2 separate regions of the Homo sapiens genome follow, and region 1 is linked to region 2. A link is a loop called in an ENCODE intact Hi-C map of the cell type or tissue named here. Cell type or tissue: endothelial cell of umbilical vein. All regions are shown on one strand. Each heading gives the region's core, and the rest is flanking DNA. Links, peaks and the distances in the headings are about the cores only. Region 1 has its middle 45 kb from the start of IER2. Region 2 overlaps CACNA1A (calcium voltage-gated channel subunit alpha1 A).

Region 1 (5,370 bases), core at 181-5,180, 53 kb before region 2:
TCACCACATTGGCCAGGCTGGTCTCGAACTCCTGACCTCAGATTATCCACGCGCCTTGGCCTCCCAAAGTGTTGGGATTACAGGCATGAGCCGCCGTGCCTGGCCAAAACCCTGTCTCTTAAACAAACAAAAAAGGTTAGGTGCGGTGGCTCACGCCTGTAATCCCAGCACTTTTGGAGGCCAAGGCGGGCGGATCACTTGAGGTCAGGAGTTTGAGACCAGCCTGGCCAATGTGATGAGACCCCATCTCTACTAAAAACACAAAAATTAGTGAGGCATGGTGGCGGGCACCTGTAGTCCCAGCTACTCGGGAGGCTGACACAAGAGAATTGCTTCAACCCGGGAGGCGGAGGTTGCAGTGAGGTGAGATCATGCCACTGTACTCCAGCTTGGGCGACAGAGCAAGACTGTATCTCAAAAAATAAATAAATAAAAAGTAAAAAATAAAAATTAGTTGGGTGCAGCGGCACCCACCTGTAGTCCTAGCTACTAAGTAGGCTCAGGTGGGAGAATTGCTTGAAATCTGGACTTTAAGGCCAGCCTGGGCAACATAGTGAGATCCATCTCTATTTTATTTATTTATTTATTTGAGAGAGGGTCTGGCTCTGTCACCCAGGCTGGAGCGCAGTGGTGTGTTCATAGCTCACTGCAGCCTCGACCTCCTGGGCTCAAGAGATCCTCCCATCCCAACCTCCCAAGTAGCTGGGACCACAGGAGTGTGGCAGGCTGGGCATGGTGGCTCACACCTATAATCCCAGCACTTTGGGAGGCCAAGGCAGGTGGATCATTTGAGGCCAGGAGTTTAAGACCAGCCTGACCAACATGGAGAAAGCCCGTCTCTATTAAAAATACAAAATTAGCCAGGCGTGGTGGCACATGCCTGTAATCTCAGCTACCCAGAAGGCTGAGGCAGGAGAATCGCTTGAACCCAGGAGGCGGAGGTTGCAGTGAGCCGAGATCACACCATTGCACAGAGCGAAACCTCGTCTCAAAAAAAGAAAAAAAGAAGTGAGGTCTCACTATGTTGCCCAGCCTTGTCTCAAACTCCTGGACTCAAGTGATCCTCCCGTCTTGGCCTCCCAAAGTGCTGGGATTTAAAAAAAAAAAGTAGCCAGGTGTGGTGGCACTCACCTGTGGTCGCAGCTACTTGGGAGGCTGAGGTGGGAGGTTCAATTGGAGGAGGTCGAGGGTGCAGTGAGCTATAATGGGACCACGGTACTCCAGCCTGGGAAACAAAGTGAGACACTGTCTCAACAACAACGACAGAAAACCAAACCAAAACAAAAAAGAAGAAAAAGAAAAAAGAGACTGCCTCTGTCTTTCCAGTTTTGGTTTCCTTCCTTCCTTCCTTCCTTCCTTTTTCTCTTTCTTCTTTTTTTTTTTTTGAGACAGTGTCTCGCTCTGTTGCCCAGGCTGGAGTGCAGTGGTGCGATCTTGGCTCACTGCAATCTCTGCCTCCCGGGTTCAGAACAGCAATTTTCCTGCTTCAGCCTTCCGAGTAGCTAGGACTACAGACATGCGCCACCATGCCTGGCTAATTTTTGTATTTTTAGTAGAGATGGGGTTTCACCATGTTGGCCAGGCTGGTCTCAAGCCCCTGACCTCAAATGATCCATCTGCCTTGGCCTCCCAAAATGCTGGGATTACAGGCGTGAGCCACTGTGCCTGGCCTGCCACTTTCTCTACCTCTCCTAAGCAGCCACTCCCCTCACACAAGAGAATTGCTTCAACCCGGGAGGCGGAGGTTGCAGTGAGGTGAGATTGTGCCGCTGTACTCCAGCCTGGGCGACAGAGCAAGACTGTATCTCAAAAAAATAATAATAATAATAATAAATAAAAATTAAAAATTAGTTGGGCGCTGTGAAACCCACCTATAGTGGCCCACTGCGCCTGGCCATCCAGTTAGAATTAAGAGTGGTCTCTCCGGGCGTGGTGGCTCACGCCTGTAATCCCAGCACTTTGGGAGGCTGAGGTGGGAGGATCACCTGCGGTCGGGAGTTTGAGACCAGCCTAACCAACATGGTGAAACCCCATCTCTACAAAATATACAAAATTAGGCGGGCATGGTGGCGCATGCCTGTAATCCCAGCTACTTGGGAGGCTGAGGCAGGAGAATCGCTTGAATCTGGGAGGCGGAGGTTGCGGTGAGCCGAAATCGCACCACTGCACTCCTGCCTGGGCAACAAGAGCAAAACTCCATCTCAAAAAAAAAAAAAAAAAAAAAAAGTGGTCTAATCTTTGGCTGTTTTCCATCTGGCCTCCAGGTGGCGCTGTCGACTGACTCCTTGGCTTGTTCAGGCTGTGCAACCTCAGGTAAACCAAGGCCCCCGGGAGCCTGGAGCTTGGGACACTACCTTGAGCAAGGCCCTGGACCTAATTTTGTGGAGTTCCAAATCTAATTTGATTGTCCAATTGATTTACTTTTTTTTGTTTGTTTGTTTTGAGACAGGGTCTCACTCTGTCGCATAGGCTGGAGTGCAGTGGTGGTGCGATCTCTGCTCACTGCAACTTCTGCCTTCCTGGTTCAAGGAATTCTTATGCCTCAGCGTCCTGAGTAGCTGGGGTTACAGGCATGCACCACCACGTCTGGCTAACTTTTGTATTTTTCGTAGAGACAGGGTTTCACCATGTTGGCCAGGCTGGTCCCGAACTCCTGACCTCAAGTGATCCACCTGCCTCGGGCTCCCAAAGTGCTGGGATTATAGGTGTGAATCACGGCTCCCGGATTTTTTTCAAAAATTTCAAAATTTATTATTTGTTTGAGACACAGTCTCACTCTGTTGCCCAGGCTGGAGTGCAATGGGGTGGTCTCGGCTCACTGCAACCTCCGACCCATGGGGTGAAGGGGTTCTCAAGCCTCTCAGGCTCCTGAGTAGCTGGGATTACAGGTGTGAGCCACTGCACCCGGCCGAAGTTCTAGATTCTTTTTGTTTGTTTGTTTTGAGACGAAGTCTTGCTCTGTCGAGATCTCGGTTCATTTCAACCTCCACCTCCCAGGTTCAAGCAATCCTGCTGCCTCAGCCTCCTGAGTAGCTCTGACTACAGGCACGCACCACCACGCCCAGTTTGTATTTTTAGTAGAGACAGGGTTTCACCATGTTGGCCAGGATGGTCTCGATCTCTTTCTTTTTGTTTTTTGAGACGGTATCTCGCTCTGTGGCTCACTGCAACCTCTGCCCAGGTTGAAGCAATTCTCCCAGTAGCTCAATTACTACAATGGTGGGGATTACAGGAACCCACCATTATGCCCGGCTAATTTTTGTATTTTTATAGAGACTGCGTTTCACCATTTTGGCCAGGCTGGTAGTGAACTCCTGACACCTCAAGTGATCTGCCCGCCTCGGCCTCCCAAAGCGGTGGGATTACAGGTGTGAGCCACCGCTCCCAGCCTCGAGTTCTAGATTTGTTAATCAGTTACAGTTTTCTCACCTTTGGCTGTTTGCCAGCTGGCCTCCAGGTGACGCTGTCGACCTGCCTCCTCCTCCACTTGTACAGACTGCCACCTCAGGTCAACCAAGGGCCTCCAGGCCGTCCCTGGAGCCTGGAGCTCGGGACACCCCATTGAACAAGGCCCGGGACTTAATCTTGTGCAGTTTTGAATCTAATTTGATTGTCCAATTGATTGATTATTATACTGTGGTCTTTGATTGGACAAGGCGGTCCTTGAGACTCAGGAAACACATTTTGGAGAAGAAGGTGCCTGGGCACCCTTAGAACATTTTTCCAAGCTGGGCATTGTGGCATGTGCCTGTAGTCCCGGCTACTTGGGAGTCTGAGGCAGGAGGATCCCTTGAGTCTACAAGTTTCAGGCCAGCCTGGGTAATATAACAATACCCTGACTTAAAAAAAAAAAAGTGCTTGATGTAATCCCATTTGTTGATTTTTCCTTTTGTTGCCTGTGCTTTTGGGGCCTTGCACAAAAAATCTTTGCCCAGACCAACATCTGAGCATTTTCCCAATGTTTTCTTATTTTCCTTCTTTCTTTCTTTTTTCTTTTTTTTTTTGAAACAGAGTCTTGCTTTGTTGCCAGGCTGGAGTGCAGTGGCGCGATATCGGCTCACTGCAGCCTCTGCCTCTCGGGTTCAAGCAATTCCACTGTCTCAGCCTCCAGAGTAGCTGGGACTACAGGCGTGCGCCACCACGCCAGGCTAATTTTTTTGTATTTTAGTAGAGATGGGGTTTTACCATGTTGGCCAGGATGGTCTCGAACTCCTGACCTCGTGATCCGCCCGCCTTGGCCTCCCAAAGTGCTGGGATTACAGGTGTGAGCCACCTCGCCCAGGCTTCTTTTTTGTTTGTTTGTTTCTTTTGTTTTTTTTTGAGGCAGAGTCTCACTCTGTCATGCAGGCTGGAGTGCAATGGCACAATCTCAGCACACTGCAGCCTCTGCCTCCCCGGCTCAAGTGATTCTCCTGCCTCAGCCTCCTCAGTAGCTGGAATTACAGGCACCCACTACTGTGCCTGGCTAATTTTTGTGTTCTTAGTAGAAATGTGGTTTTGCCATGTTGGCTAGGCTGGTTTTTTTTTTTTTTTTTGAGACAGAGTCTTGCTCTGTCACCCAGGCTGGAGTGCAGTGGCGCGATCTCGGCTCACTGCAAGCTCTGCCTCCCGGATTCACGCCATTCTCCTGCCTCAGCCTCCCGAGTAGCTGGGACTACAGGCGCCCGCACCATGCCTGGCTAATTTTTTTTTTTTTTGTATTTTTAGTAGAGATGGGGTTTCACCGTGTTAGCCAGGATGGTCTTGATCTCCTGACCTCGTGATCAGCCCGCCTCGGCCTCCTTTCAAAGTGCTGGGATTACAGGCTTGAGCCACCACACCCAGCCCAGGTTGGTATTGAACTTCTGACCTCAGGTGATCCTCCCACCTCGGCCTCCCAAAGTGCTGGGTTACAGGTTTGAGCCACTGCGCCCGGCCTCTTTGGTTTTTTGTTTTTTTGTTTGTATTTTTGCGACAGGGTCTCTCTCTGTCATCCAGGCTGGAGTGCAGTGGTGCAATCTGGGCTCACTGCAACCTCTGCCTAACAGGCTCAAGTGATTCTTGTGCCTCAGCCTCCCGAGTAACTAGGACTACAGGCACGAGCCACCACACCCAGCTAATTTTTGTATTTTTGTAGATGTGGGGTTTCACCATGTTGCCTAGGCTAGTCTCAAACTGCTGGACTCAAATAGTCCGCCTGCCTCAACCTTCCAAAGTGCTGGGATTACAGGCATGAGCCGTCGCGCCCGGCCTCCAAAGTTTCCTTCTAGGAGTTTCATAGTTTCAAATCTTAGATTTAGGTTTGTAATCCATTTTGATTTGATTTTTGTGTGTGGTGAGAGATAGGGGCCTAGTTTCATTCTTCTGCACATAGCCAGCCAGTTTTCCGAG
Region 2 (5,370 bases), core at 129-5,128:
CTGCCGCCTGCCTCGTCCAGCCCAGAGTCACCCAGAGAGAAGCTGGAGGGAGACTTACCCCAAACTCAGTCACGAGGATATCGGTGATGCTGCCCAGAACAGTCACAAAGTCGAAGATGTTCCAGGCATCGCGGAAATAATTCTAGAATGGGGACCCACAAGACAGAGATGCCAACAGAGGGCTTGGTTCCCGGCCCCCTAGGCTGGCCGGGTGCATGTTAGAGGCACAGTTGCCCATCAGCGGAGTGCCCGGGACAGTTATGGTTGTTCGAAGGGCTGCGGTAAAGGCTGTTCGACATCATCTGTGCTGAGTCTCCCTCCCTGGGAACTCCTGGGGGCCTTCCCATGATTGGCCTGGCCCCAGAGGGGGCCTCCAGACCCTGCTTCAGCTCCACAGGGCTGGGGCTGCTCTTCAGAGCTGTGGCCTGTCTCTCCAGCATTTTTGAGGGCTCCCGAGACCCCAGGGGCTTTATAAATGACATCACTGAGCTCCTCATGAAGATCCTGGAGGGAAGGGTTATCACCCATTTTCTTTTTCTTTCTTTCTCTTTTTTTTTTTTTTTTTTGAGATGGAGTCTCGCTCAGTCATCCAGGCTGGAGTGCAGTGGCACGATCTCGGCTCACTGTAACCTCTGCCTCCTGGGTTCAAGCGATTCTCCTGCCTCAGCCTCCCAAGTAGGTAGGACCACAGGTGCATGCCACCACACCCAGCTAATTTTTGTATTTTTAGTAGAGACGGGGTTTCACCATGTTGGTCAGGCTGGTCTCGAACTTCTGACCTCAAGTGATCTGCTCACTTTGGCCTTCCAAAGTGTTGGGATTATAGGCGTGAGCCACCACTCCCAGGTATACCCATTTTCTAGGAGGTAACCAAGCCACTCATCTGCCTGAGGCTAGCAGCACAGAGATGTAAAGCCAGGATTTGAACCCAGGCCTCAGAGAGCCCACAGTCTGTGTTCAGGTCCCCACTAGGTTGGCAGCATACTCGCAAAGAAAGGAGACTCTGGGTTCAAATCCCAGCTCTGCTACCACAGCTGTGTGGCTATGGGCAAGTGGCTTAACCTCTCTGGGCCTCCATTTCCTGATCTGGAGGCGGACAGTAACAGGGTGCAGAACAGGCACTGGACGGGGCTTTGGGGCCTTTCAGGCACACGCACTTCCTGGTCCCCTTGTGTTTAGATGGGGCCATGTGTGTCTAGGTGCAGTGATGTGCTGTGTGTGGAAGCAGTGTGGTCACTTTCTGGTCAGTGTTGGACTCTCTAGCCTCTCAACCCTGGGCTTGGCGACCAGTAACATTTTGAATGGCAGCTACTCTGTGAGCCTGGGTCCCTGGGTAACTATGAGGCAAACAGCTTCCCTGCTGAATGTAAAAAACCCTTCCCATCAATTTAAGTCACTGAGATGTGGGGGCTGTTTGTTACTGCAGCTTCACTTGATCTATCCTGACTGCTGCATTCCTGGGCTGGGTGCTGGCTCAAGGGGAAACACAAGCATAACCTCTCTGTTTGTTTTTTTTTTTTGAGACAGAGTCTCACTCTGTCGCCCAGGCTGGAGTGCAGTGGCACGTTCTCGGCTCACTACAAGCTCTGCCTCCCGGGTTCACACCATTCTCCTGCTTCAGTCTCCTGAGTAGCTGGGACTACAGGCGCCCACCACCACGCCTGGCTAATTTTTTGTATTTTTTAGTAGAGACGGGGTTTCACCATGTTAGCCAGGATGATCTTGATCTCCTGACGTTGTGATCCATCCGCCTCGGCCTCCCAAAGTGCTGGGATTACAGGCGTGAGCCACCACGCCTGGCCTCTCTTTTGTTAAAATATGGAAATACTCCACATTGTTTGGAGAACAGTCACAGCCTCAAGTCCCACAAGGTCTCCTGCTATCTCTGACTCCCCTCAACCGGGTACTGACATGGTGATGGGTGGCACCCCAGTTTGGATCCAAGAGTCTGGGTCAAAGAGATGGCCCTCCCCTCTGGGGTCAGTGGGACCCAAAACACAAAACACAGGGCCTTCTCAGCATCTTCGCAGAAGCAGAGGCCAGGTCAGGGGTTGGGGCGGTCAGTGTGACCCTGAAGTAGCCCCTCTACCTTACAGAGAAGGAGCCTGACCTTAGAGCTGTGCTTCCCTCCTAGGCGAAGTGCCTGGGGCCTCTGCGCCCTTCTCTGGAAGGCAGTGGTAACACAGCAATCAGACAATGAATGTGCGTCGCTGAGCATGGAATATACAGTAGGTGCCCAACAGATGGGATGTTGTTGTTTCACAACTGCCTAAAAAAGGAATTCAGGGGGCCGGGCGCGGTGGCTCACGCCTGCAATCCCAGCACTTTGGGAGGCCGATGTGGGCGGATCACGAGGTCAGGAGATCAAGACCATCCTGGATAACATGGTGAATCCCCATCTCTACTAAAAATACACGCACACAAAAATCAGGCAGGCGTGGTGGTGCGCGCCTGTAGTCCCAGCTACTCCGGAGGCTGAGGCAGGAGAATGGCGTGAACCTGGGAGGCAGAGCTTGCAGTGAGCAGAGATTGCACCACTGCACTCCAGCCTGGGCCACAGAGCGAGACTCCGTCAAAAATAAATAAATAAAAATAAATAAATAAATAAATAAATAAATAAAAAGGAATTCAGGTCCCACTGGCACTTTTGGCATTTTGGCAGGTGTTGCTGGGGCCCTGCCCATAGCTCAACTACACACCTGAGGTACACTACTTTGCCCAGGGTCTCTCTGTGGCTGCACAAGTGTTAGGGAATTAATAGCTCCCCTGGGAGTGGCCTGTGATTATGTCTGATGGGCACTGGAGGATAAATACTCCAATTCCCTCCCTGTGAGGTGGGATGACTCTGTGGTATGTGCTCTCTGTTGCCTCCTGGAGGTATCCACTGAAACTGAGCCCCATTTGTTCACAGCAGGAACTGGCTTAATAATACACTCTTTCCTGGTTGCCTTTCTGTCCCTGTGTCACTTCCTCTCTCCCTTACTGCCCTGCATCCCAGATAAATTCCTTGCACTCAATCCTTGTCTCAGGCTCTGCTTCTGGGGGAGTCCAAACAAAGACAACTTTATAGGCGTTTGGTCACAGACCTCAACCCCTAGGCTAGAGAGCTCCCCTCTATCTCCCAAATGTTATACAGGGAACTTGTGGCTTCATTTAAAACTGAAAGGGGAGACCAGGCGTGGTGGCTCATGCCTATAATTCCAGCACTTTGGGAGGCCAAGGAGGGAGAACTGCTTGAGGCCACGAGTTCAAGAACAGGCTGGGCAACAGAGTAAGATCCCATCTCAAAAAAAAAAAAAAAAAAAAAAAAGAGAAAGCAGAGGGGAAGCTCAGTGCTGGCTCTTGCAGGATTGGCAGGGTGAGGGAGATGCAGCTCCAGGCCCCAGTGGAAGACTCACTTCACCAGCAGAAGATCAACTCAGAATAAAATAACTGCAGGCTAGGTACGGTGGCTCATGCCTATAATCCCAGCACTTTGGGAGGCCGAGGCAGGCGGATCACCTGAGGTCAGGAGTTGGAGACCAACCTGGCTGACGTGGTGAATCCCCGTCTCTGCTAAAAATACAAAAATTAGCCGGGCGTGATGGTGGGCGCCTGTAATCCCAACTAGTCGGGAGGCTGAGGCAGGACAATTGCTTGAACCCGGGAAGCAGAGGTTGCAGTGAGCCAAGATTGCACCACTGCACTCCAGCCTGGGCAACAGAGTGAGAATCCATCTCAAAAAAAAAAAAATAATAATAAATTACAGATTCAGTGATTCCCTCCCACCTCACCAAACCAAATGAATCAGAACATCTAGGGGTTTGCTCAGGGTATCATTTAATTTTAAGAAATTTCCCTAAGTGCTTCTTTTTTGATTTTTAGAGTCCGGGTCTTGTGTTGTTGCTCAGGCTGGAGGGCAGTGATGTGATCGCAGCTCACTGCAGCCTTGAACTCCTGAGCTCAAGTAATCCTCCTGCCTTCGCCTAAGTAGTTAGGACAACAGTCATGTGCCACTATGCTGGCTAATTTTTCAATGTTTTCTAGAGATGAGGTCTTGCTATGTTGCCCAGGCTGGTCTGAAACGCCTGGGTTCAAGCAATTCTTCTGCCTTGGCAGAAGTCCCAAAGTGCTGGGACTACAGGCATGAGCCACCACACCTGGCCTCAAGTGCTTCTAATAAGTAGCATCTCCACCAAATGAAAGCCACTGTTTTGGAGGAAAAAGGTCCATTAGTAGGATCCCTTTCCTAGCATTTATTTATTTATTTTGATACAGGGTCTTGCTCTGTCACCCAGGGTGGGGTGCAGCGGCTCAATCACGACTCACTGCAGCCCTGACATCCTGGGCTGAATCCATCCTCTCACCTCAGCCTCCTAAGTAGATGGGACTGCAGGTGCACGCCACCACACCAGGCTAATTTTGTACTTTTTGTAGAGACAGAATCTCACTATGTTGTCCAGGTTGGTCTCAGACTCCTGGGCTCAAGCGATCCACCTGCCTCAGCCTCCCAAAGTGCTGCGATTACAGGTGTCAGCCACCGTGCCTGGCCCCTAGCATTTATTGAGTGCCCATGCCAGGCCAGGCTTCATCCTCAACCCTCTAGATGCACGTTAGTCCATTTGCTGTTTACCAGGGCTCTGCTGAGGTGGAGGGGGAGGATGGCTCCTTTTAATGATGGGGAGGTGACAAAGCTTATATAGGACGAGGCAAGATCTGAACTCTGGTGCTAAAGCTGATGCCCCTAACCACCTCCGTGAGCCAAGGTGGGAACCTGGTTTCCTGAGACCCTGGCTGAGACCCAGACTGTAGGTCACTCTCTTCAAAGGGATGGACTAAGCTGGTGGTCAAGAGAACAGATGTCCTGGTTCAAGTCCCACCTTGGCCACTCACTGGGGACCTTCAAGAATTCACTTCACTTCAAGTCCCAGCCCACTAGTATAAGCCTTCTTCACCTTAATTTTTTTTTTTTTTTGAGACAAAGTCTCACTCTGTCACCCAGGCTGGAGTGCACTGGTGCCATCTTGGCTCACTGCAACCTCCGCCTCACAGGTTCAAGCGATGCTTGGGCCTCAGCCTCACGAGTAGCTGGGATTACAGGCACACGCCACCATGCCTGGCTAATTTTTGTATTTTTAGTAGAGACGGGGTTTCACCATGTTGTCCAGGCTGGTCTTGAACTCCTGACCTCAAGGGATCTGCCCTCCTCAAGCTCCCAAACTGCCGGGATTACAGGTGTGAGCCATCACACTCAGCCCCCAATTTTTTAAAAAATAATTTTAATTTAATTTAATTTAATTTATTTATTTATTGAGATGGAGTCTCACTCTGTCACCCAGGCTGGAGTGCAGTGGCAAGATCTCGGCTCACTGCAACCTCCGCCTCCCACGT

Evidence for each region. Hi-C counts contacts between places; a loop is a spot of excess contacts. Peaks named below come from ENCODE experiments on the same cell type or tissue, not always from the same donor. Only the 100,000 strongest peaks of a DNase experiment are listed, where the experiment ranks them.
Region 1: it touches region 2 in a loop (2.8-fold over the local background); 15 of 110 quality-filtered maps call a loop at or near these places.

The regions. Positions count from the first base shown.
Region 1 is chr19:13,192,427-13,197,796 of GRCh38, forward strand. No RefSeq gene overlaps it. Among named protein-coding and RNA genes, the nearest start is that of IER2, 45 kb to the left of the region's middle. In endothelial cell of umbilical vein, for the core only: a CTCF peak has its summit at 2,262 (motif pointing right); a DNase peak (open chromatin) is centred at 2,295.
Region 2 is chr19:13,245,124-13,250,493 of GRCh38, forward strand. It overlaps CACNA1A (calcium voltage-gated channel subunit alpha1 A), which reads right to left. Exons shown (of 47, transcript NM_001127222.2): 31 at 59-142. Among named protein-coding and RNA genes, the nearest start is that of IER2, 97 kb to the left of the region's middle. In endothelial cell of umbilical vein, for the core only: a CTCF peak has its summit at 2,889; a DNase peak (open chromatin) is centred at 2,888; H3K27ac peaks cover 227 bases.